Regions from separate parts of the Homo sapiens genome. Here all the other regions are linked to region 3. Evidence: chromatin loops called from intact Hi-C (ENCODE). Cell type or tissue: psoas muscle. All regions are shown on one strand.

The links. Hi-C counts contacts between places; a loop is a spot of excess contacts. Peaks named below come from ENCODE experiments on the same cell type or tissue, not always from the same donor. Only the 100,000 strongest peaks of a DNase experiment are listed, where the experiment ranks them.
Region 1: it touches region 3 in a loop (3-fold over the local background); 3 of 110 quality-filtered maps call a loop at or near these places.
Region 2: it touches region 3 in a loop (2.2-fold over the local background); 5 of 110 quality-filtered maps call a loop at or near these places.

Annotation. Positions count from the first base shown.
Region 1 is chr2:109,491,145-109,499,144 of GRCh38, reverse strand. All of the region lies in intron 9 of SH3RF3 (SH3 domain containing ring finger 3), which reads right to left. It also overlaps a transcript of RANBP2 not described here. Among named protein-coding and RNA genes, the nearest start is that of SEPTIN10, 120 kb to the left of the region's middle. In psoas muscle, a CTCF peak has its summit at 3,700 (motif pointing right); DNase peaks (open chromatin) are centred at 1,540, 3,794 and 4,124; H3K4me3 peaks cover 658 bases; H3K27ac peaks cover 4,129 bases.
Region 2 is chr2:109,432,317-109,440,316 of GRCh38, reverse strand. SH3RF3 (SH3 domain containing ring finger 3) reads right to left here. Exons shown (of 10, transcript NM_001099289.3): 6 at 7,646-7,816; 7 at 3,171-3,424. It also overlaps a transcript of RANBP2 not described here. Among named protein-coding and RNA genes, the nearest start is that of MIR4266, 120 kb to the right of the region's middle. In psoas muscle, no CTCF peak of the experiment used is centred here; DNase peaks (open chromatin) are centred at 1,346, 3,316, 3,826 and 4,266; H3K4me3 peaks cover 666 bases; H3K27ac peaks cover 4,396 bases.
Region 3 is chr2:109,377,013-109,385,012 of GRCh38, reverse strand. All of the region lies in intron 3 of SH3RF3 (SH3 domain containing ring finger 3), which reads right to left. It also overlaps a transcript of RANBP2 not described here. Among named protein-coding and RNA genes, the nearest start is that of MIR4266, 67 kb to the right of the region's middle. In psoas muscle, no CTCF peak of the experiment used is centred here; DNase peaks (open chromatin) are centred at 562, 1,852 and 3,792; H3K27ac peaks cover 3,093 bases.

The sequences.
Region 1 (8,000 bases), 110 kb before region 3:
TGGTCCTGGCGGCTGCCCACTCTGGGCCTCCTGCTTTCACCCTGCTTGGACTGAGTTGCCTCACAGCTGAGGCTCCTTTTGGGCAAAGGCTCAGAGGGCTCCAGCAGTCCCCATCCCTCTCAGAGGAGGGGCCACAGTCTAAACGCCCCAGCATTCCCAGGCCCTCCACACTGCGCCCTTCCCACTCCACCAGCTCTGCCCTGCCGCGCCCTAGCGACCCCAGGTGCACCCACCTCAGGGCTCCTCCATATGCTGCTCCCTCTGCCCAGAACGCCCTTCCCTGTGTGGCCACGCCGGGCCTGCCCTTTCCCAGCTCTTACCATCTTCCACTGCCCAGCCATTCACCTGTTTACCCAACCCATCCTGCCTCCTGCACCAGTCTGCAAGCCCCATCGCCACAGGGATTACTGCACACCTGCTCCAAGTGTGGCTCACATACTTCAGGACCCCCCACAGTTCCCTGGGCCCATCCTGGACCTACTTGATACTACTTAGGGGGAATGAACTAGGGAATGTGGATTTTCAGCAGCTCTGGGAGGGAATGCTTGCACATTGGTGTCTGAAAATCGAGCTGAGTGCATGCTCAGGGAGGAAGCCTTTGCCCTTCCCCACCCCACGTGTTCACAGAGCCTGGGGCGCAGAAGCCATGGCTTTGGGGCAGTTTGGCTTGGTGCCAGGCTCAGGAAAAATGTGCAGACAGGAGACCAAGGCCCAGTCCTATGGAGTGCACAGCCCCTGGGCACACAGGCCCAGCTTGCACCAGGCTGGCAAGAGGAGGAGGCATGGAGGATGGGCTCCTGAGGCTGACTTGGGGGTGCAGTGTTCCTACTCCTGGGGAAGCAGAACAGGCCAGGTTCTGGGTCGCAGTCCCGAATACCAGCCAACTCTAAGTGTCTCAGAGCATCTACGGGTGCACGATGGTTGGACTGGTTCCCATGGGCTATCTGCCGGCGAACCAGACTCTGCTCTCAGGGACATGCAGGCGGGAAGGAAGGAGGGCAGGCGGAGGCACCTCCTTCCTCCCAGCTCAGCGTCTCTGTGAGGGCTTCCTGCTGGCCCTCCTTCAAGGAGGACAGATGGCTGCCGGGATGCAGCCAGCGGTCTGTGAAATCAGACAGCATACACACAAACTGAGGCTGCGAGGGCCCACAGGATCAGCGCCATCCTACCTGTGGCCTTCTGCCATCCTCCACCTCTTCCAAACACCTGCTCCTCCTCTCTCTTCCCCAAGGAAAGAAAGGAAGGCAAAGGGCGAGATGATTTCTCAGACTTTGAATGCAAGTTTTGGCTTTTGCCTCAACTTCCAGATGTGAAATAAACAAGCAGCTTTAAAAATATAATTTGTTAGAAAGATGTAATTTGGTGCTTCTGAGCAATTCAATGATTTAATGAGCCCAGATGGATGTGGGCTGAATTTATACGAGACAAGTGTTTAACGTTTCTGTCCAGATCATTCCAAGACTCTGAGCTGTTCTTCCTGCTGCAGGAAAGTAATTGATACTCCCCGTTATAGACACAGAGCGCCGTTGTCGTGTCCGTGTCAGCAGCTGAGGATGACAGCTACTCCCAGGTCACAACTGTGCGTCATAAATCAGCAAGCAACTCTGCCCTGCTGAGTATAATTAAGGTTATGGCAACCACAGCTAATTTTCAGACACAGGGCTCAAGGAATCCAAATGGGCAAAATCAGAATGAATTCTCATTCCATTATTATTACCATTAGCTCTGTGTGCGAGGTTTGGATGTTCTGCTTTCCTTGGGGGTCGTCTGCTTCCCTCCCTGACAACAGAGTCTGCAAAGTGGCCCTCCATGTGGTAGCCTTTTCAGAGCACTTGCTCCAACACAGGAAGACGAATGAGCCCCTGAGTCCATGGAATGTGCTGGTAACAGAGTGGTGTCTGCTAGGAACTTGGGGATAAGAATACTTCTATACCCTGGACACTAAACTGTAATATCAACACACATATTAGTTGTTTATGGCTATAACGAATGACCATAAATGTAGTGGCATCATACTATAAAAATATATTATAGTTCCGTCCATCAGAACTCCAACGTGGTCTCACTGGGCCAAAATCAAGGCATCTGCAAGGCTGGTTCCTCCTGCAGGCTCTAGGGTAGAAGCTGTTTCCTTGCCTTTCCAGTTGCTAGAAGCTGCCTTCATCCCTTCTCTGGAGGCTTCTTCCTCCATCTTCAAAGGGGAGTGCTCACATCATGCCACTCTGACCTTCTCCTCTGCCTCTCTCTTCTACTCATAAGGACCCTTTGTGATTACACAGGGCCCACCTGGATAATCCCGGGTAATCTCTTTATTTTAAAGTCAGCTGGTTAGCAACTTTAATTCCATCTGCAACCTGATTTCTCTTTGCCATGTATGGTAACATAGTCATGAGTTTTTAGGGTTTAGGGCATAGACATCTTTGGGGGCCATTATTCTGCTCACCACACACATAATGGATCAGATCAAGGAACGCTGAAATCCTAACAAAGCCATATAACTCACAGGCCATCAAGAGCTGAGGATGAGCTGATCCGATGTGAACATCTGGGGAGAAGCAGGTCAAAGGGGCAGGAGTCGGCCAGGCCGTGCTGCAGGTGCCCTCACCCTCACTGACTTACTATTATCATAGATGTCACAGCATATGTTACTATTAGAGAGGTCATAGTGAAAGGTGAAGCCAGCTGGACTTCCTGGGTCGAGTGGGGACTTGGAGAACTTTTCTTTCTTATGAGAGGATTGTAAAATGCACCAATCAGCACTGCAGCTAGGAGTGTAAAATGCACCAATCAGCACTCTGTAGCTAGCAAGAGGATTGTAAAATGCACCAATCAGCACTCTGTAAAATGCACCAATCAGCGCTCTGTAGCTAGCAAGAGGATTATAAAATGCAGCAATTAGTGCTCTGTAAAACGCGCCAATCAGCACTCTGTAAAATGCACCAATCCGCACTCTGTAAAATGCACCAATCAGCAGGATCCTAAAAGTAGCCAATCACAGGGAGGATGGAAAAAAGGGCGTTCTGATAGGACAAAAACAGAACATGGGAGGGGACAAATAAGGGAATAAAAGCTGGCCACCCCAGGGCAACCCGGTGGGTCCCCTTCCATGTGGAAGCTTTGTCCTTTGCTCTTCACCGCGAAGGTCTGTGGCTCAATTCTTGAAGTCAGTGAGACCACGAACCCACCAGGAACCAACTCTGGACACAATAGCATATATTATTATTGTTGTGTTTAGTGTGCACTCATACTTTTTCTGGTGTTAATCTAGGTGATTTACAAGTATTATACCCAGACATGTATTATTATCCCCATTTTATGTATGTGGAAACTAGGACTATAAAAATGAAGAAAGGGGGCCAGGTGCAGTGGCTCACGCCTCACGCCCAGCACTCTGGGAATCCGAGGTGGGCGGATCACTTGTGGCCATGAGTTTGAGACCAGCCTGGCTAACATGGCGAAACCCCGTCTCTACTAAAAATACAAAAATCAGCCAGGCATGTCAGTGGACGCCTGTAATCAATCCCAGCTACTTGGGAAGCTGGGCACAAGAATTGCTTAAATCTGGGAGGCGGAGGTTGCAGTGGGCCAAGATTGCACCGCTGCACACTCCAGCAGACAGAGTGAGACTTTGTCTCAAAAAAAAAAAAAAAAAAAAAAAAAAAAAAAAGGAATGAAAGATATTCAGGATGAAATGGCCGGTAGGTGGCCCAGAGTGTCTGTCTACTCAAAGCCTCTCTACGATACTTGATACTGCCAAGGTGCAGAAGAGCCAGGAGGCAGGCATCCAGTGGGCAGGAGGGGCTGGTCCCAGAACTCAGCTTGCCTGGCCCTGCACCAGAACAGACCAGGGTTGGTGTAGCTGGGGAACTGGGGCATTAGACGGTTCTAACCTGATGCCATGTGCATTTGCTGCCTGCATTTCCCATGACCACACCCGTATTCTGAGTTCCACAAGCAACTTCTGGAAATTCAGCTCCCTCTGCACATAGTCCGCAGGACAAGAATATGCCAGACACCTAAAGATGAGGTCCTCTTGGAAGGAACGGGGCATGGCCCTCTAGGTGACTTACACCCCAGGCTCGTGGGCTTGGCTCATAAGTCTACTTACGAGACTGGCCTGCTGCCTGCCAGCTGCTGGGGCAGGGCAGCTGAGCCTGCCAGCCTCGCTGACCCGGCCCCAGATTGCTGCTCACAGTACACTCCCCTAGTCCTTTCTCAGAGGAGCTCCCTCTGCAGCACCTTCTACTTGAATGTCCTTCCTCTGAGAGTGGAGAGGAGAGCAGCGCCCGCTCTCTTTCCAGAGTCTTGAAAGAGATGGTTGAGATCTGGAGGAGTCTGGGCACAGGAAAGGCCCAAGAAATGCAGGCAGCAACACTGCCCATTCCTCCTTGGCATTTTGGGGTGGAAACCTTGACCCTGACAGCCCATACTGCCCTGCTGCCTGCATTCCCACTTTCATGATCACAGGTGGGCCTTGCACACCTGAGGCCCTCCAGGAGTGCTTGGCAGCTGAGTGTTCTGGCCCCACTGCAGGGACTCTCACCTCTGCACAGGGCGCAGCCCAGCAGCTCCTCCTCCAAAGTAAGCCTGGAAGTAAGTTTTACTCACAAGTCTGCAGGGCCCAAGTCCAAGTGCTCTCTGGTGCTGTCCCAGCCCGAGGAGTCAGCATTTTCCCAGTCATGCCCTCAGCTCCGACCTGCTAGGGCTCCCCAGGATACCAGGCAGCCTGTGGCTACCATGTTGAGGGGAGGGGGCACTTCTGGGGCTCATGAGCAGTTTGGTTTCAGGCTGTTTTTTGGAAACACTTCTCTTTAATGAGTGCTACAGAGTGCTTGGGTGCAAGGAGCCACCAAAGAGTCTCTGGGTACAATGACCCCTGATTAGATGGAACACTCAGAGAACGGGAGTGAGTCTCTGAATTTTCTAATTCATCAGAGATGCCCATGACTTTATAGAAACAGGGTCTTTCAATACTTTTTATTGAGGTGTCTGGAAGTCATGTCTTTGAAGATAAAGTTGAGGGGTCTGGGGAAGAAGGATCCTAGGGGAGACATGAGAACAGCTTTGAACTATCCCAAAGTCTGTCATTCTCACGAGCCGGCAGACCAACTCTGTGACTCCAGACAAGGGCCAGGACCCATCCGGAAAACACAGGCAGCAGGTGTTGGTCCCATGAAGGGAGGTTCTGATGCGGAGGAGACTCCTTAGGAGAGGATGAGAGGTGGAGGAAGTGGAGGAGGAGGAGAGAAGGAAAGAGAAGGTGGGTGTGTGTTGTGTGTCTGAATATGTGTTTGTATTATGTGGTTGCTTGATGTACAATTTGTGTATAGTGTGTGTATCTGTGTGTTATGTGTGTTTGCCTGGTGTGTGTGCAGTGCATGTTTGGTGTGCAGTGTGTGTGTCTGCATAATGTATATGGTGTGTGTTTATGGTGTGTATGTATGGTGTGTGGTGTGTGTATGGTGTGTGATGTGTTTGTATAATATGTGTGTGTATGGTGTGTGTTTGCAGCATGTGTGGGGTGTGNGTTTGCAGTGTGTGTGGTTTGTGTGTATTGTGTGTGGGGTGTGTGCAGTGTGTATGGTATGTATGTGTATGGTGTGTGAAGGGTGTGGGTATGCAATGGTGTGTGTGAGGTATGTGTTTGTATGGTGTATGTGGGGTATGTGTTTGTATGTATAGTGTATGTGGAGTGTGTTTGCACATGTGTGTAGTCTGTGTTTGCATGATGTATGTGTGGTGTGTGTGGTGTCTGTACCATGTGTGTTTGCAGTGTGTGGCATGTGTCTGTTTGTATGACGTATGTGGGGTGTGTTTGTATGGTGTACGTATATTTGCATGGTGTGCATGGTGTGTGTTTCTATGGTGTACGTGGGGTGTGTGTTTGCAGTGTGTGTGGTGCGTGTGTATATGCTGTATGTGTAATGTGTGAGTGTTTATATGATATATGTGTGGTGTGTGTGTTTGCATGGCGTATGTGTGGTGTATGTGTTTTGTATGATGTATGTGGGGTATGTGTGTTTATATGATGTATCTGTGGTGTATGTGTATGTTTGTATGTATGGTGTATGTGTGGTGTGTGTGTTTGTATGATGTATGTGGGGTATGTGTTTGTATGGTGTATGTGTGGTGAGTGTATGTTTGCACAGTGTGGTGTGCAGTGTGAACCCAGTCCCCCAAGGGCCTGGGGCCCTGTAGAGGGGAAGGCACTTCTCCCTGTGGGTGTGGCTGTAGGGGCTGGGACTGGCATGGCAGTGCTGATGGATCTGCAGGACCCAACAATGGTGCAGCCCCTGGAGGAGCTGTGACATGTCCCACGATGTCCACAAGCTGATAATAGGCCCTGTGACTACACAGGACTGGGGGTGCTGCTGACTGCGCACCCTACAGAGAGGTAGCTCAGGGCGTGGGCCATGAGGTCAGAAAGTCCTCAGCTGAATCTCTGGCTTGGCCACTAACTAGCTGTGTGATCTTGGGCCAGTTACCTAGCCTTTTACAAAACCTCGGTTTCCTCATCTGTAAAACGAGGATAACTGATTTCATAGGGTTCGTGGGAAGGTTCACTGAGACTACACACATGTAGCGCTTGGGGAAACATAGAAGGCAGGGCCTGGCTGTCCTGGGCATGCGTAGCCGGAATCCATGCCCACTGCTGAGTGTTCTGAACGTCACCCCTGTGCAGAACACCCAGCTCTTGTGATGCTAACAGCAGGTGTACATGCGACTTCCGTTCTCACTGGTTAGCAGAAGTCAGTAGCTGCGGGTTCTGCAGAGAGCCCTGTCCACTCTGGAGCCCCAGGCCTAGCCCCATAGGCTTGGCGCTAGGCATCATCTCTGTCAGGGCTGGCAAACTGCGCCTGCGGCTAATTTGTGTAGTCTTAGAGCTGTGAATGTTGTCACATTTTGAAATGGTTGAAAAAGAAATCAGAAGACTATTTCATGACCTACGAAAATTGTACGAAATTTAAATTTCAGTGTCCACAAGTAGGGGTTTACTGGGACACCGGCCCATTCATCTACATACAGTGTGTGGCCACGCTTCCACCGTGAAGGCAGAGGACGTGGTCACCACAGACACAGCAGGACTGCAACATCTGCAGTGTTTACCATCTGGCCCTTGACGAAGAACCTGTGAAGCTAGAAAACTATACAGAAGAATATGTGAGGATAGAAAACTAGACCTCTGATCTAGATAGACCCCGTCTCATTCCCCACCTGGCACTGGGAATGGCGTCTGGGAGGGCAGCAGGTGTTCAGGGCAGAGGCTGCCTTCCCGGGTTGCAGGCACCCGAACGGCCAAGGGAGGAAAGGTTCTGGCAGAAACACCAGGACTGTCTTTTTGGGAGGTTGTTTGTGTTTTATTATTTCAGCAATGTTACAATGTGTAGGCACTCAGTAAGGATCATATCTTTCTACCATCCTAACCTGACAGCCATCGTATCTCTCTGTGATGCCTCCAGCTTTTACCTGAGAGCCCTTTTAGGATGGATAACTCACACAGGGGGATCCAAGCCAGGTACGCCTCTAGCCCCAGGTGAAACCCAAGCACCTGCAGCCCCACAGCCCACAGCCTTAGTGGGCCATGTTGCCTCAACCAGACTCAGTTTCCAGATCGGTAAAAACCTAGGCTGAACTATGTGAAGTTGCTAGTAAGCATCGAAATGAATGAATATGGGCAATTTCAAAGGGTTCAGTCTGACGGACTATATACCCTTGAAGCCATGATAATTCAAGGGATATAGACTTGAAGCCGTCTTGAGTAACATCACAATTCTAAGACGCCGAGTGGGTTGAGGCTTGCGAGGGAAGAGCTGCTCCCTGAGTGGGACACATAGGCCCACTGGGGACTCAGCCCAGGGGCCTGCTCCAGGATCCCCCAGGGTTGAGGGGGCACAGACCACTCACTGCCTAGTCTCCCACTATTTGCACTCAGAAACACTTGGTCCTGACACATTTCCTGATGGCTCCTTTGCAATCCCAAACTCAGGAATCAGATGGAT
Region 2 (8,000 bases), 55 kb before region 3:
CTCGGCGGCCCAAGAGCTCCCCATGCTTCCCCTTCCTGAGTGCTTCCCACACTCTCCTACTGCTGCATGCTGAGCTCTACCCACCTTTCAGATTTAAAGGACAGTATGCCTCTGCAGGGAACTGTCATCTACACACTGGACTTCTCCTTCTTCCATAGCTTTGCTTCAGTCATGTCACAACTAAATAAAGTTCCCCAAAACAAGAGTTATGCTATTCCTCATTGCCAGGCCATTGCTCATGCTGGTTCCTCTGCTCTGAACCTCCTTTCTCTTTTGTCTGCTCAGACACTTCCTATTTGTCCTTTAAGATTCAAGGCATTATCACCTCCTCTTGAAAACTTTCCATATGCCCTACTCCCAATCCCCCTCCTATTTTCCTCCCCAGTCGGAATGAATTCCCTCCTCCACACTCTCTTAATACCTAAGCAGGCCTCTTTTGCAGCCCTTTAGCAAACCCACCACAGAACTTTGTTTTCTAGTCATTCTCTCTAACCGGGGTGGAAATGGGGCTTGTCTGGTTTTCCTCTGTTTCCAGACCCCTGCAGGGTGCCTTGCCTGTATCTAGCTCCTTCTCGGTGCTTTTTTGCTGATGAATTCATGGCTATGCTGGGCTCTTACTCCTGCTAAGCACAGACAGGAGTGTGCAAGGAACACTGGCACTTTACAGGGGGTGCTCTGCCTTTGGGAAAGGAGTTACATTAATCAAGTAGAACAAATCATATTGGATGCTATGGCCAATGCAATTAAGCCTTTGTCAAACTGCCTGACTTTGGCTCGAGATGAGAACATTGATGAAATGCCTCCCACCCATCGGGGTTGGGGTCTGCTGAAATGGGCAATTACTGCAGGGAACAATCCATTACTTGGACTGTCAACAGTGTTTTTTCTCTCTCTAAATGCAGAATGAAGTGGAAAATGCCGCAGGAACTCAGTGGCATTTAATTTACTGATATGGCTCAGTAGGAGTCATTCTTTAACCTGGCTGTGACAGCAATAGCGTGGGGACAAGTGCTGGGCTGGGATGCACTGGGGAGCCGTTTAACCATCCCGTGCCTCACTCTCCCCGTGTGTAACATTAAACTGATGGAAGAGAATGCTCGTGGCACCCTCATGGTTACTATGGTGATGGAGGACTGAGACACAATGTTGCACTGCCCCACAGCCTTGCCAATTTCTTTTGATCCTGCTTGTTATTCCACAGAGGGAGAAGTGACTGGCAGGGCTCCATTTCTTCTTTGAATTGGGAACGTTTCTAGCAAGGCTTGGTGTGGAAAGACCATTATACTGGCTATTCTGGGCAGACAACCCAGGGCCACTGCACTGGGATGCTGACTCACCGTGATGAGTGGGGCCACTCACCCTTTCTAGTGCTGGTGCATGTGGAAACATTTGTACAGAACACCGGGCTGATTGGATGAGATGTTTATAACCAGAAGGGACCTGGCCTGGGACTTTTGCTCCCCTGGTCCTGCCTGGGTGCTCCAGTGGCCAAACAGATCAGCATATTGGCTGCCTCTGACCAGTCAGGGAGCACAACTTCAGATCACCAGATCACTTGCCAACTGCAATGACTGTATCCCCAGCTAGAGGCTACCAGAAAACACAGATCCACGTAAACCATGCTGAAGGACGGCTGATCAGAAGGTCATGGGTTGCAGGGTGGGCTTGGGCACCAGGTAATATTGCTGCAGATTCTTTCCCAGGGCCCTGGAGCCAGGGGTGTGAAAACCAAGAATCATTCTTAGCTGATTTAAGTAAAAAAGATACTAGTAGAGACTTACAGAATCTGAGATGGCAGAGTAGGTCTTGAAGGCTCTGACACCAGGGTAGTCCTCAGACCACCCATGAAGCTTTCCTAGTGCTAAATTACCCACTGCTTGACAGGTACACCACCAGCACAAGGCTGAACACTGGGCACCTGAAGTCCACCTGCACCCACTGATGGTGCCAGACATTGGGCACCCAAAGTTCACCCTATACCTGCTGATGGTGCCAGACACCAGGCACTCAAAGTCCACCTGCACCCAGTGACGATGCTGGGCACTGGATACCTGAAGTCTACCCTGCACCCACTTGGGTGGGCAAGTGGATGACAGACACTTACCTCCCACCCCTTGTCCCATCAGCTAAGATAAGGAAGGAAATATGGCCTCTGCTGACCTAAGTGTTGTCTCCTCTTTCCACACTTGAGAAGCTGCTTTCTGGACACTTCTAATGGGTCATCGTGTTCGTTAGTCTAAGAAATAGTATATTTTATTGCTTCCATGAATTTACATTATTTTTGCCCTTTAAGCCTCACTTTGAGAAAAACAGATGATTTCTGAGAGGACAGGGTTGGGGTGGGAAGAGAGATTCTGTGTTATCCCCTCTTGTCCTGGGGTACTTGGCATCATGTCAGCATCACTGGCTCCACCGTGGTGGAAGACGCCGTGGCATGGGCTCCCAGATCATCCTGCGAATCCAGCATCAGCAGTTCTTATTAGCTCAACACTAAGCCACCAACCAAGATGTGCTTACCTTCTTTATGCCTTTAAGGCCCACCCCATAATTTCTTTTCATCTCACAACATCCTGGGGCCAAACCGGTTTTCCTTAAGTTTCTCCAGCTGCCATGAAGGCGAAGGATCAACAGCTGTCATTCCTCCTGCCTCAGAGCACTTCAGAAAGGGAAGAGCCTGGGCCCGAGTCTCACCCCAGCCCTGTCCTGTGAGATGCCGCCTAGCTGGGAAGCCCTGCAGGGCCCGGCAGATGGAAGACCCACGTGGCCGGCCCACAATCATTCATGGGGGAGGCATTTGAAAGTGCCGGTGTTAATCTTATTAGTCTATGAGGCCCTCTTGCCACAATGAAATGTGTAAATATTTGTAAATTTACTTCAGCTGCCAGGATGGGTAACATGATAAGGCAAGTGAACTTCCTGGAGATCAGACGTTCACGAGCATGACAAGATGTGCTTACCTTCTTTATGCCTTTAAGGCCCACCCCATAATTTCTTTTCATCTCACAACATTCTGGGGCCAAACCGGTTTTCCTTAAGTTTCTCCAGCTGCCATGAAGCTGCCACCAGCCACACATGCACTGCTGGAGCCTTGGGCCAAGATGTGTCTCACAAGCATGTCCCAGGAAGCCCCCTTGTTGATGCCCTGCAGGGTGAGGCCCCTGTGAAGGTACCTGTTGAAATGGTGCTCCGGGCTTGGCTGGCCGTTGGCTGGGCTGAGTGCCGTAGACAGCTGCCTGTTGGGGGCGAGGCTGTGGGGTGCTGGGCGTGGGCCTGGGGAGTGGTGATGGGCAGGGCGGGCCTGGTGGCAGTGGCCAGGCTGCTCAGACTCCCACTGCCTGGGTGCATGGTTGTGGTTATCCCTTTGGCCAGTGGAGACCCTCCGACTACATTATTCCGGGGCGGCCCTGCCCCTCCTGCAGGCACCCTGTGGAGAGAAAGCAGAAGGAATTCTGATGAGAGGCTCAGAGGCATTCGTGCCATGTGGGCCTCTGGCAGAGCCTCGCTCTGACCTGCTGGCTTTAAGAGATGAAGGCCAACTGATCTGGGGACGAGGTCCTAAAACAATGCCCGTCACTGGGCAGAAGGGCCCTGTTTACAAAACCTTCATGGGGTGCAAACTGTCAGTGTGAAATATTTAAGAGATAGCAAAGCCGCCCTGAGAAACAGAGGAATGAGCTGAACGAAATCTTTTATACCACAGCTACTGCCTTAATTTGTTCTTACAAACAGCTGTGTGTCTCCAGATACATCCAGAAAGAACAGATGACTCAGTCATGTCCCGCGAGGCCTTGACACATCCAGCACATTGGGGAAAGGATGGCAAGGACGCGGGCCCCCTCTGGGCACGACTGCCACCTCGCATCTGCTGGCTGCTGGGAAAGGGCACACACAGCACGACATCCTTCTGAGAATGTCTGGGAGCTTGCAGTTCCATACCAGAAATAGATGCCCTTTCACTCCGAAGTTTCCAGATGACATCAGCTCACACAAGAGGAACACTCTGGAAATGGGGCTTTTCACGCTTTCCCTCTGTGTATTTGCAATTAATCCATGTCCTGGAGGCAGCGATGTGAAATATGGCAGAGTTAGGGGTTTGGAAGCTTCTGTGGATTCAGTTTCAGGGGAATTAAATGTCTTCCATTTGTCCAAGAGCTGGGTAAATTCCTGTTTCTGTCCCTTCAGGATCTTATTTCAAGACACACCAAGAAGCCACAGGTGGGAGAACAGGCTGCCTGCCCCGTCTCCTGTGCCTGGTCCAGCCATCTCCCTGTGGCTGGTATCACTGGGCACGACCTCTAGCAGGGAAGCTCCCGGCAACACAGAGTGAGGGTTTCTGCACAGCAGCTGAGAGGAGAGGGGCCTCTTGGAAAAGGACTCACCTGCTAGGGGACCCTGGGTGGTGTCCTCCTTCCCCAGCCCTCAGAGCTGTGCTGAACTTCACCCAGCAATCAAGCTTGTTAGCAGGTCAGCCAAAACCATGAATTTAAAAATCCCATTTTCTATCATCTGTTGAGCTCACTTTTCCCCGAGGAAATCATTTTTAAAAACTAAATAAAGTGGGCTCACAAATGATGAGTCACTAATTTGCAAGGTGATATTGACAAGTCTGAACACAACAGATACAGACACACATCTGCCTCTCATGACAGCAGAAAACCCTTTCCCTCTGCCCTCATGGCAGGATGGCAGAGATACCCTTGGCTAGTCCTACTTCCTTAGTGCGTGCCCTCACGGGAAGAGCCACATACCTGCTCCCACACCAGGTTTTTAAATGGACTCACAATGCTCAGCTCTGAGCACTATACTCCCAGCCCCGAGAGCCCACCAGCACTTCAGGGCCTCCTAGCACGATGGGGGCAAACACAGGTGGTGGATCCAGGTCTATGCAGGAAGGAGTAGGCCTTCGCCTACCCTCCAATCACTGCCAGATAAGCCTTCTGCTGTGTGGCTTTGGCAATTGTCCTGAACCCAGTAGGGATCAAGAAAGTATAAGTCCTGGGGGCACAGCTTTGGAGGGGGACAGGTGTCTTCCACTTCTGGGGATAAAGACCGAGGCCAGATTTCCTGTTTTGTGCTGAGCTATGGATTGGACTGAGGGACCCATGGCCTTCAACATACTGACCTGGGGGCAGCCGACCCGGGCGCAGTTCCTTCTCTAAGGAACCGGAGAGGACACTCAATGACCTCCTGACACTGCAGTTACCGGGGCTAGATTTGGAGTGGCTTTTCCTTAATGTTTATTCCTGGCTCTGCCATTCTTTGGAAAACACAGACCAAGAGGGCTTGAGGAGAGTGAGCAACCATGAGGTGCACAGCAGAGGTAGAGGGAGGGGACCGGGCCACTCTAAGTGCTCCAGTGTCAGGAGCTGGAGGATCTTCCCATAACAAACTCCCTGGCAGCAGGAGAAGACAGTTCTTGAGGAGACATTTTGATCAGAACAACTAGATTTCTTTTATTGATTCGATCTGCATTTATTGAGCACCTCGTATATGAACATGGTATGCAAGGAGCCAGGTAAACAAGGCTGGAGATGGCTATTGCGGCCCAGGGACTGGCCTGTGAGGGGGGATCCTGAATGCCTGTAGAACTTGCCAGTGGGCTGCTTGGGATGACACCGTGGGCAGAGCTGTCCATCCCGACTACAGCACAGGCAAGGATGAGGGCCTCCAGGCAAGGCTTCATATAGCAAGTGGACTTAGGACCCAGCTCTTGAAGGATATTCAGGGATTTAACTCAGAAGCAGGAAGAGGGTGGAAGGCAGTCCAGTGTTGTGGGGGTGGGAGGCGCCTAAGAGAGCTCCCTGTGGTGACACTGACTGACACACGTCAGGAGTTGCCCGGCCAGGCGATGTCCCAATGCTACGCAAGGAAGCTGGATTTCAACCGCAGGCTTTACATCTCTGAAGGTCTGCGGAAGTTCTCAGGTAAAGATAAAGGAAGAATCAGAGGAGAGAAACTGGAAACTGGGAAGCCGATGGCCTCCCTCAGAAGCTGCTGCTCTAACCTGCTGCATGGAGGAAGAACCTGCCTCCTCATATAACAGTAGGGCGTGTGACAGAGTGATGTCCCCCAGCAGGGCGGGCGAGCCCAGAGGTGTGGACACCCGCCATCTCAGGCTGCGCCTTCCTGGAGGGTGCCAGCTGGTCAGGGAGTCCCCTAACCTAGAGGGGTGACCTGTGCTTTCCTGGAAGAGCCATCTGATGACACGACAGGTGAGCCCAACTCCAGGCCAGGGGCTTCAAGCACAGGCCGGTTGCAGGCTGAGAGAGCCAACCTGTTCCTACTGGCATGGGAAATCCAGACCAGAGACCTTCTTCGGGGCTGCGCACACTGGGCAAGTCACCCCACACCACTGAAGAAGCCGCAGGAGGCTGTGGGCAGCTCACCCTCTAAGTAGCCACCCCTCTGACCAGGTGGCTGGGTTTGAGGGGGTGCATTTCCTGAAGCCCCTCTGCAGTTTGCTTCTCAAGCTTTTCCCTGCTGAGCATCACCTGAGCGAAGGATCTCTAACTGCCCCTTCAGCCTTGTGCCTGCAGACCTTTCAGGCTTTGGGCAACTCCATCATCCCTTAGCCCCCGCTTCTGGGCACCTCGAGAGAGGCCCTGGCTGAAGATTGCCTTGCGAACTAGAGCTGCTCAAGTCAACACCGCATGTGTCCCGAGACCACTCTGCAAGTAGCAATCAGCCCAGCAATCAATGCAGGGTCTACAGGTTATTTATTTCCACTGTAGCCTTGTTCCAAAGACAGGAGAAACCCAAGGCCACGTCTTTCGCTTCTGTGTGTGTGTCCTGCAGTGTCAACACAGGGCCGTGCCCACGAGGGGCTTCTGTGAGTGAGGCTGACTGATATCACCAAGCTGTGGATCCTCATCTCAGCGAAAAATTCCCAGACAACCCCCTTGTCTCTTCAGTGACTCTAAAATTACATATTCTATTTGATAAAAGTAGTAGAACTGAGAACTTATTAAACACTGACAACACAAAGAAAAAAATATATTACCACAATGCGACCACTCAACAATCGTTGACCTTTGGGAAGATATCATTTTTCCTTTGCATATATGTATATAGTGTTTTACATATCACACGTCTATATATGATGACACACACTGCACACACATGCATACACACTGCATACACACATGCTGTACCTACATTATGCACACACGCACACACCTTGTGCTTACAGTATGCATACGCACGTGCACAGGCACGCACACTGCACATACTCTGCACACATGCACAAATACCATGCACACAAGCACACAGAAGCGTGCACACACTGCACACGCATAGCATACACGCTGAACACACTGTATATATGTGCACACACTGTCCTCACACAAACACACATTCACACTTGAGACCTCATTCTGGTGACTTTCCTGTCCCTGCTCCTCCTGATCCCATTCTTCTCCCCTTGGTGGCCAATGTCTGCTGAGGACAGCCAAGGAGTTGAGTGCAAACCCAGCTCAGAAGGTGAAATGTGGGCCTGGGGACGCCAGTGGGGGCTGAACCCTGGGCACTGGTGGCCTTGCTGCCTTCTGGGCCCGGCTGACAGAGTAGCCTCCAGCAGTAACAACAGCGGTAAGGCGTGCAGGCCCTTGCCCTCTCCTTGCCCAGGCTGCCACCACCATGCCCTCACCTGGAAACGGGTGTCACGTAGTTTCCGGGGAACACCCCAGAGACCCCGGTCCTCAGAGACGCCCCCTTGAACCAGCCATCCTGACACTTCTCGAGGACCCGGTACATCTCTCCCTTGTGCAGCTCCAGCTCGTCACTCTTCTGGGGCTTGTAGGCGTAGAGCGCCAGGTACCTGCGGGCAAAGCATGGGGCCAGTGTCAGTGGGAGCCCTCCTGGGGATAGGGGACCGGCCGGCATTCCTGGGGGGAGGTTGTCTTTGGAGGAACCCAACCTAAAAAGACCCACTAGAGTCTATGGGGGCTCTGCAGTTTACAGAGGCCTCACACACCCTCCCCAGCTCACTCCTCATAACAAAC
Region 3 (8,000 bases):
CTGGGTGGACCCACAGGGTAGACTGCAGTGAGGAGTCTAGATTTATTCTAAGAGCAATGGGCCCCACTGGTGGCTTTAAGCAATAGTGAAGTAAATGGTTCCTGGTTCCATGGCTGTGTGAGAATGAACTGTGGGGGAAGTGGGACCCTCAGAAGCCACATGGGAACCATCGGGTTGGAGTTACCCTGAGGCCTTCTGCCCACATCCCCAGGGGCCCAAGACCCTGTGGGTTCCCTATGACCAGAGCTCGAAACTTTTAGTCTAGAAGGCTCCCTCCACATGCATTTTACACTATCAAAGTTCACCTCAGCAAAGCGGGGGTGGGCTTAGGAATGACAAGGACGTGGTCAGGAGGAGTCTATGGACACAGGCACAAGGTCGCGGGCACTCGGCAGAGAAGGGGCCTGGAAGAGAGACCCCAGACCCAAATGCAGAGCAGATGCCAATGTCCTCAGAGTGACCTGCGGGAACCCCTGAAGCCCTTTTCCCACTGCCCCTCTGACCCCAACCCCTCTCCTCCCACCTGCCTGCTTGGTCACCCTGGCTTAGAGTCCCTCGGCCAGCTCAGGCCACCCCTGGACCTGCTCCCTCCCTGCCCCTCCCCGAAGGCCGCTTTCCCTGCCAAGTCCCGAGCGCTGACAGGAAAACTGCAGTTCCCTCCTCCCAGGTCCTTCCTCCTCTCCTGGTGTTACTTTCTCCACGGAGAGTAGAATCCCCTCCAGACTTGCTTTTCTTCGCTGTTGTGTCCTCCCTGGCAGATGTGGTCTCCAGGGTTCTCCTCTGCTTCATTCAGGCTGCATCCCCGGGGCCTGGCCCGCAGCCGGCGCTTAAGGACTGGATGAACGTGGGACCCCAGGCGGCCTGGAAGGAACTGTGGGGAGGGCACTGCCCTGCCCAGCAGTGGGATGTGCTCTCTCCACCAAAGGCTAAGCCACCAACAGAAACCTAAGGGTGGGAGGAGCAAGTGGTCCTCTGATGGAAGCAGAGATGGAAAGGATGGGCTGCCTTCATTTGTGAGGGGCCAGCCCTGAAGGAACTGTTTGTGGCAGCCAGGAAGCCTCTAGACTGTCATCAGAACCTTCTACCTAACAGACACTGGAGACTCAGCGGGGTGGTAGGGTGGAAGGGGCTGAGGGATGAGAAATTACTTAAAGGGTATAAGGACGGACTGATCACTGAAAACAGGACGTCTGGAAAATGCGGCTGATGTCCCAAGAGCTTCAAACTAAGACTCTTAATTGCTCTCACTTTCAAGGATTTGGGAGGCGTTTATAAAAGCAACAGAGAGTAGCTCTGAGCTCCTCTGCGGGGGTTGAGCAGCAACGAAATGAAGCTGGAATCAGTGCTGTTTCTCATTCTGCATCACAGGTGGAATTCAGGTGGTTACAGAAAGTACCCCACAGGGCACACACACGGTTTGGGCATTTCCCGGACCCGAATCTTAAACGTGCCTCAGCCCGCAGAAGCCTGCACCCTATCCATTGGAAACAGAAAGTATTAACAGAAGGTACCATGGAGGAGAAGCATGAAGACAAGAGAAGAATGATTCCAACTGGCCCAGAGTGTCAACCTTGGTCATAATCCATTGCCAAGTCTTAGAACTAAGGGTGAGGCAGCAACAGCAACCGAGACCTGTAGGATAGATCTCCCTGCAAAGATGGGCTGCTCTGGAATAAAGATGTTTGGGGTCCCCCATGACCCCCCAGTGACTCCACATGGGTGTGCTTGGTTCCAGCTGAAAAATCAGACATGGTTTCTTCTGTACCAAACATAGCCCTGGACCTCAGCCAAGAAGTGCTGCTGTCATCCTACAGGCACCCAGTGCCAAATCTCTCCACAGCTAAGTATGCTTTCACTTCCATGCCTGAAAAGCTGCAAGCACTCACAAGGTCTGCCTGGGGACAAGTGCCTCGGAGCCAGGGCCCGCCCTCAGGGCTGCATGGAATCTGACACCGGTTTCCTCCAAACTTCTTTAAATGTGGATGGTACTTCCTAAGGCCGATCTCCAGGTTCAGACACACTCTCAAGTCCTGAGTGTTGTGATTGGAACACTCAGGAAAGAAGTGAGCATGGGCCTGGAAGAGCGTGGTCCACACATTAATCCATAGAATGAGATGGTGGGAGGAGAAGCTGCAGGTCAGATTGGGGCAGGGTTCATAATCCAACAGCCAAATGTCTCTGCACTAGGAATCCTGAAAGCAGAGAACATTGGGGGTGCTAACTTCAAATTCTGGCATGGAACTGCTCATCAGCTGCGGGCCCTGGATGGGGCTTGGCTGCATCTCTCGCCAGGAGAATGGAGCCTTCCTCTTCCCCTAAGGCTGTTCTGAAGATTCAGTGGCAGACGGATGTTAGAATGCACCAGAAGGATTTGAAGATGTGACAGGGCTCGGTGTTCCAAAGGAAGGTCCTGGAGACGACTGGGGTGCTCTGTGTGGGGTGACAGAGGGGCTGTTTTAAGATTGCTGAGGCCTGGGGACACAGCTGCAAGACGGAAGGGCATGTGCTAAGTGTGGAGAGTTCATGCAGATGAGGACTGAGGAAAGGCCAACCACGTCGGGGGTCAGGAGGTGGGCTGCTGAGGGAGGTGGGTGGCCAGTGGGCTGGGCGCAGGTGGGCCTGGTGCAGGCAGCCTCAGCCCCAGGCTGAGTCAGCCCCACTGCAGCAGACTCTCCCCTGGGCTGGGCCTGCAGCTTTCCCAATGACTTGTGTTATCTGAGACCAAAACAGATGTCCCTTCAGCAACTAAGACAGACCCTATGGTTAAGGAAACAAAGTTACCTATGTGCTGGCATGGTAACTTCCTAAATTCCTGGGCTACAAAGAAAGCCACACTCTTGCTAAACTCCCTAACAATAGGTGCTATCAGACCCCTCTGATTTATAACCCAGACCACTGCAACTCTGATGGGACAGAGGACAGCCCTTACAAACACCCCTTTCTCATAAGCAACTGCAGACCTCAAGCCAGTTTCAGCAACTTATGGAGGCTGTGCACAGGCTGTCTTTGTGTCCTATAGTTCACCTGTTGATGGAAAGAGCCAAATTCCACCTCATTTTAATGCTGAAACCCCACCCTAAAGTGACATGAGATGTGTGTTACGTACATGTTTGCCCATTGCACATGCACTCAGCTCCCCTTATAAACATGCACAGCTTTCCCCCAAACCTGCTAAACATGTCTGATTCTACTATGTAACACAGACCCTGCGAGCCATAAAATCCAACTGCCCTTCCCCTTCTGCGAAGCGAGAGCACCTTCGTTCCATGTCAGAGACTATCTATTCCTGGCTTGCAAACTGATGTCACCAGTAAAGCTGTCCTTTCTACTATTTAGCCATCCTGGGGGCCTTCTGACAACACTCAAATGCTCACTGAAGTTTGCGAGCCACAGCCTAACTTACTCAAGCAGGAAAGGTAGAAGTGAAAGGGAAGACAAGAACATGGAAGCCCGGGGGACTGGAAGCTGAGTCAGGGCACCGTGATGGCCACGCTGAAGGGAGGGCAGGTGGACGTGGATGGCCCAAGATGCCCTGCGGAGGGTAGGTGTGAGAACTCTGTCTCCGTAGGATTGGGTGGGTGTGCGTGCTGAGACCAGCAGGGCCCAGAGAGGAGCTAAAGTTAGGTGTAAAAGTAACCCCGCCATTGACCTGCTCAGTGGAAAGTGCACTGTCCATATGAGTGACAGGAGAAGCAGAAAAACAGCTGGAGCCTAGGGGAGAAGCAGTCTGGACACAAGATTGGAGCTCAGTTACTTCCACCGGCTGCAGGCCAGACGCTCCAGCAGCCTGCTCCAGGGCCACCTGGGTGTTCAGCTGCCCCTAGGCTGACACACTTCCAGTCCTGAGTAGTCTCTTCAGGAGATGACTCACTTAAGCCTTCCATCGTCGCATCCAGACCAGGACAAGGCTCTGCACTCAGCAAGTGGTAGACCACTTGGTAGACCCGTGGAGGAAGCCCTCTTCCTGACACACAATTTCACAACTACTGCTTAAAGCCAACACAGGTAGTCCATTTTAGTTACCAAAACAGTCGGCAATCAGCAACGACTCCTGCTGGTCTACATGCATGCAGCTTCTTTCTGGCAAGGCTGAGTGCACTGGTGCTGAGGACCAGTGCGTGCCCTGCTGGGGCCTCCAAAGGCCCTGAATTAGTGTCTGGCTCTCCAGCATCGAGGTCTTGGGAGGAATCTAAAAAGTTTGATGTCTGCCTATGCAGGTGGTGGGGGGCACCTGGTGGGCAGGGATTGCCTGGCTAAGGTGGGCAGGGTGAGATCAAACCTCAGGAACTATGGCACAAGGCTCCATGTGCCCCTTCGCCAGGCCCTGACAACATTTAAGGTGGGCTGTGGCCCCAGTGATGACTGAGCCACTCAGGCTGCGGTCAGGGCTACTCACTGTCCCCACAGAAGCTCCCAGGGAGGCTGGCAGCGAGGACAAGGGGCTTCACAAAAACTTACTAAGCTGTCTTGCCACAGATATACAAGAACTGCTGCAAGCTTCCCAGCTTAGACCCATTTAGAGATGGTCAGTGGGGCATTCCCCATGCTTGATGAGCTCTGTAAAACACTGAACCACAACCCAATAACATTGCACAGGTGCACAGGGTAGCTAGCACCTGGGCCCCACCCTGTGCCAGGACCCAGAAGGGAAGCAACTGTGAGTTACAGGTCTGGCCTCAAAGGGGCTTAGGGAGACAAAACAATCACAGCAACAAGACTCCCAGCAGCAATGGAATGTAAGATATTCTATTATAAGATGTTAATTTCACGAAGACCTCAAAAAGACTTAAGAAGAGAGAAATCAGGGCGAGCCGGTACCTAGGCACCTACCTATTTTTGCTGGAGACAAACAAACCCAAACTACAATGAACACCCATGTATGTGTGGATCACGCCTTGGCAGTCAGATCCCGGCAAGAAAATGTACAGACCCCAACCATGAATGCGACTGGAGTCTCCCTCTTATGTAGTCTTGTCTCATTTCTTTACACTCATTTATTTCTTTATGTCGTTAATCCAATTGAAAGGTAAGGGAAACAGTGGGTTACTGGTGAAGGCAAGACCACTGCTTATTCTCCCTGATAGGTCTAAGAATTTGCCTCCTGGACCACTCTGTTCAGACATAGACACAACATCACACTCCAGGAGACACGCCATTGGGTGCTTCCTGGTCCCTGCCTTCTGGTCCTCGCTTCTGGCTTTCCTGCCCAGTGTTCTTGGCAATGACCGGGCTTCACCTGCAGGAGGGCTTTACAAAGTGTTCCTGGAGGCACAGTCCACACTGACACAGAAATGCAAGCAGGATTGGCATCCACACTAAGGCTGGGGGATCCCTTCCACAGGCTGTCGCTGCGGCAGGAGCTTGTAAAAACAGAGGATGACGAAAAGCAAGAAAAATAAAATGAAACTTCAAACAAAACTGCATCTTCCCCAGCGTTCCCTGGCAGACATCCCTGAGTATTTTTCCTTCATACTTTCACATCCCTTCTGATGTGGCATCATCAGGGTGTCCTGACTCTTAGAAGCAGCGGCCACATCTGTCAGCAGAAGTGTAGGGAACACCAGCAGTGAAACAAACATGCGAGGGGCTCGCCTGGAGAGTGGGACCACGGGACGGGCTTTGGCGTTTGGTTGTAACCCATCTCCATGGTAAACCATGACTTTAAAGGCGTTTTCCAGTTCCTCATCTAAGGAAAAGTCCTGGATTATTACTTTGGCACTGAAGCTGGAGAGATTGAGCCCTGGGGAACCTCTGACCCTTATTTCAAAATTCCTAAAGCATCACTGGCTAACATCTGCTTAGCCAAGGTGAAATGATGGGTAACATTTTTACCCTCCTGCTCCAGACACTGAAAACAAATCTGTGAAACAAGATTTGCAGATATGGGACAGCAGAACGCACAGGACAGCAATCACCAAGAGCGGCGGAGCCCATAACATGGGCTCTGTTACTGTCTCTGGGTTCTCTAGCCTCTCCCTGCATTGAGAAGACAGAGTTCTGGATCTGGGGAGCCACAGTGGCTACAGGATGCAGGCCAGAGTTCTGGAGAGGAGGGAGCTGTAGAGAGAGACAGTCCTGGAGATCTGCAGAAAGTCCCCTGGAGTCTTCAGCTGAGAGCTGATCAGGGCATTCATATGAGGGAACTATCCAGCACTGGGGAAAGAACTGCCCACAAGGAGAAGGCAGAGCAATCTCTGAGGTCACATAAAGCCAGGAATAGTTTTCATTTCCAACTTCCAGAGTGGAAGCCTCATAAGTCATGGGGCATGGAGTAGAGAAGGTTATAGCCTCAGCAGTAGAGAAATTAGCCCCACATGAAAGGCTTCCCTGGCCCTGCCTAACAAAGCCTCAAAGCGAGCCTCAAAAACACCAAACTGAGTCTAAGCAATTTAACAAAAATCAAAGCTCAAGAACATCTGCAGGAATGCCAAGATGTCCAATACCTCAAACAGTAAAATTCACAAAGTCAGTAACCAGCTGAAAATTACCAGGCATGCAAAGAAAAAGGAGGGTGCCTCAGAAGCATCACACAGCTCCATAAGCCCATGCAGCCTCTAGTTCATAGGCAAGATTAAGAGTCGGAGGTGTTCCAACCCCGTCTCAGGTGGGGGTGCATAAAGTCAACTGGGAGTTGAGAACTAGAGCCCCCATCCTTCCATCCCTCTCCCACTGCCTATGTGGTTCTTGGCATGCTGGGTTTCTCTTAGAGAAGCTGAGGGGGTCTTTGGAAGGAGGAGGGAAGGCAGAGACCAGGACTGTGAATATGAGCCAGCTCCCTGACCCAGAGTGCAAGCCGGTGGGTGAACCCACCCGGACCACAGGATCAGACAGGTCTGGAGGTGCTGCGGAGGAGAGAGGAGCCTCAGTTCAGCACCTGGGATACTTCCCTTGTGGCTCTCATGGGAAGTCACACCCTTCCCCTCTTCCTCCCTGAACACATCCCGCCTGGCCCAGGCAAGGGCCGAAAACCCACAAGACCAAGGTAAAATGGCAAATCCAACACGGCGGAGCTGCTCACTACTTTGAGGTAGTGCAGAACGCGGAGTGTGCACAATTAACAACAATGCCCGAGCTATCCGCTCCCAATGAGAGCTGTCGTTGTGCCTTTAAGTCACCACCAAACGTCTCAAGAGCATACTTAAGAGGCAGAGGTTCAAAATAATAGCCTCTCTTTGTAAAAGATAAAGTGACAAGGAGGCACCGGTGCTACAGGAGCAGGAGGAACTGAGCTTGATGTTGCTGCATCAACCAAGGCTTAGAACCCAGTGGTCTGATGAGGCACGCTATCATCATTGTGCTGAAGATAAGCACTCTCAAACGGGAAATGGCCATCAGCAGGAACTCCTGCTATTTTTCTGGGTATTATATTATTTCACTAAATAAAGATTTTCATGTTGGCTGCCATTATTTTTTCCAGGATCTATAAACAGCATTCCATCCACAATTTTCCCAAACACCACACCATATTAATTCAACAACCAACTAAGGCACAAGCATCCTGACAGCAGACAGAGGCTTGGGTCTGGCGTCACAGAGTCTGAATCTTCTGCCCCCTCCAGCTCTGCTTCTTCCCCGGATCCTAGGGTTATCCTACCACAGCCACTGACGCTATGGCCTTTTTCTGGGTTAGCAGACACTGGGATGACTAGGAGGCTCATCATCAGCAGCTGGGCCCCACCTCCACCTCTCATCTGTGACCCATTGCTCACCACGTGCTCCAGCATCTCCCCACACAGACCAACGCCCCGCTGGCCCACGGAGGTCCAGCACCCTCAGGCTTCACACTTCTTATTAGCCAAGTGGAGAGGAGTGTGCACCCATCACATGCCCCTGAAAAGCTGCTCAATTAGAAACAGACAATCAATGGGAAACGCCAAGAATAAACAGTTACAGCTCTGATTGAATTCTAGACCTCCCCCCAGGGAAAGGCACCTATTTTTTCAGCCCAAGCCAAATCCAAAGGCAGCAAAATAGCCCGGACTCTGAGCGGCTCTCTGTTC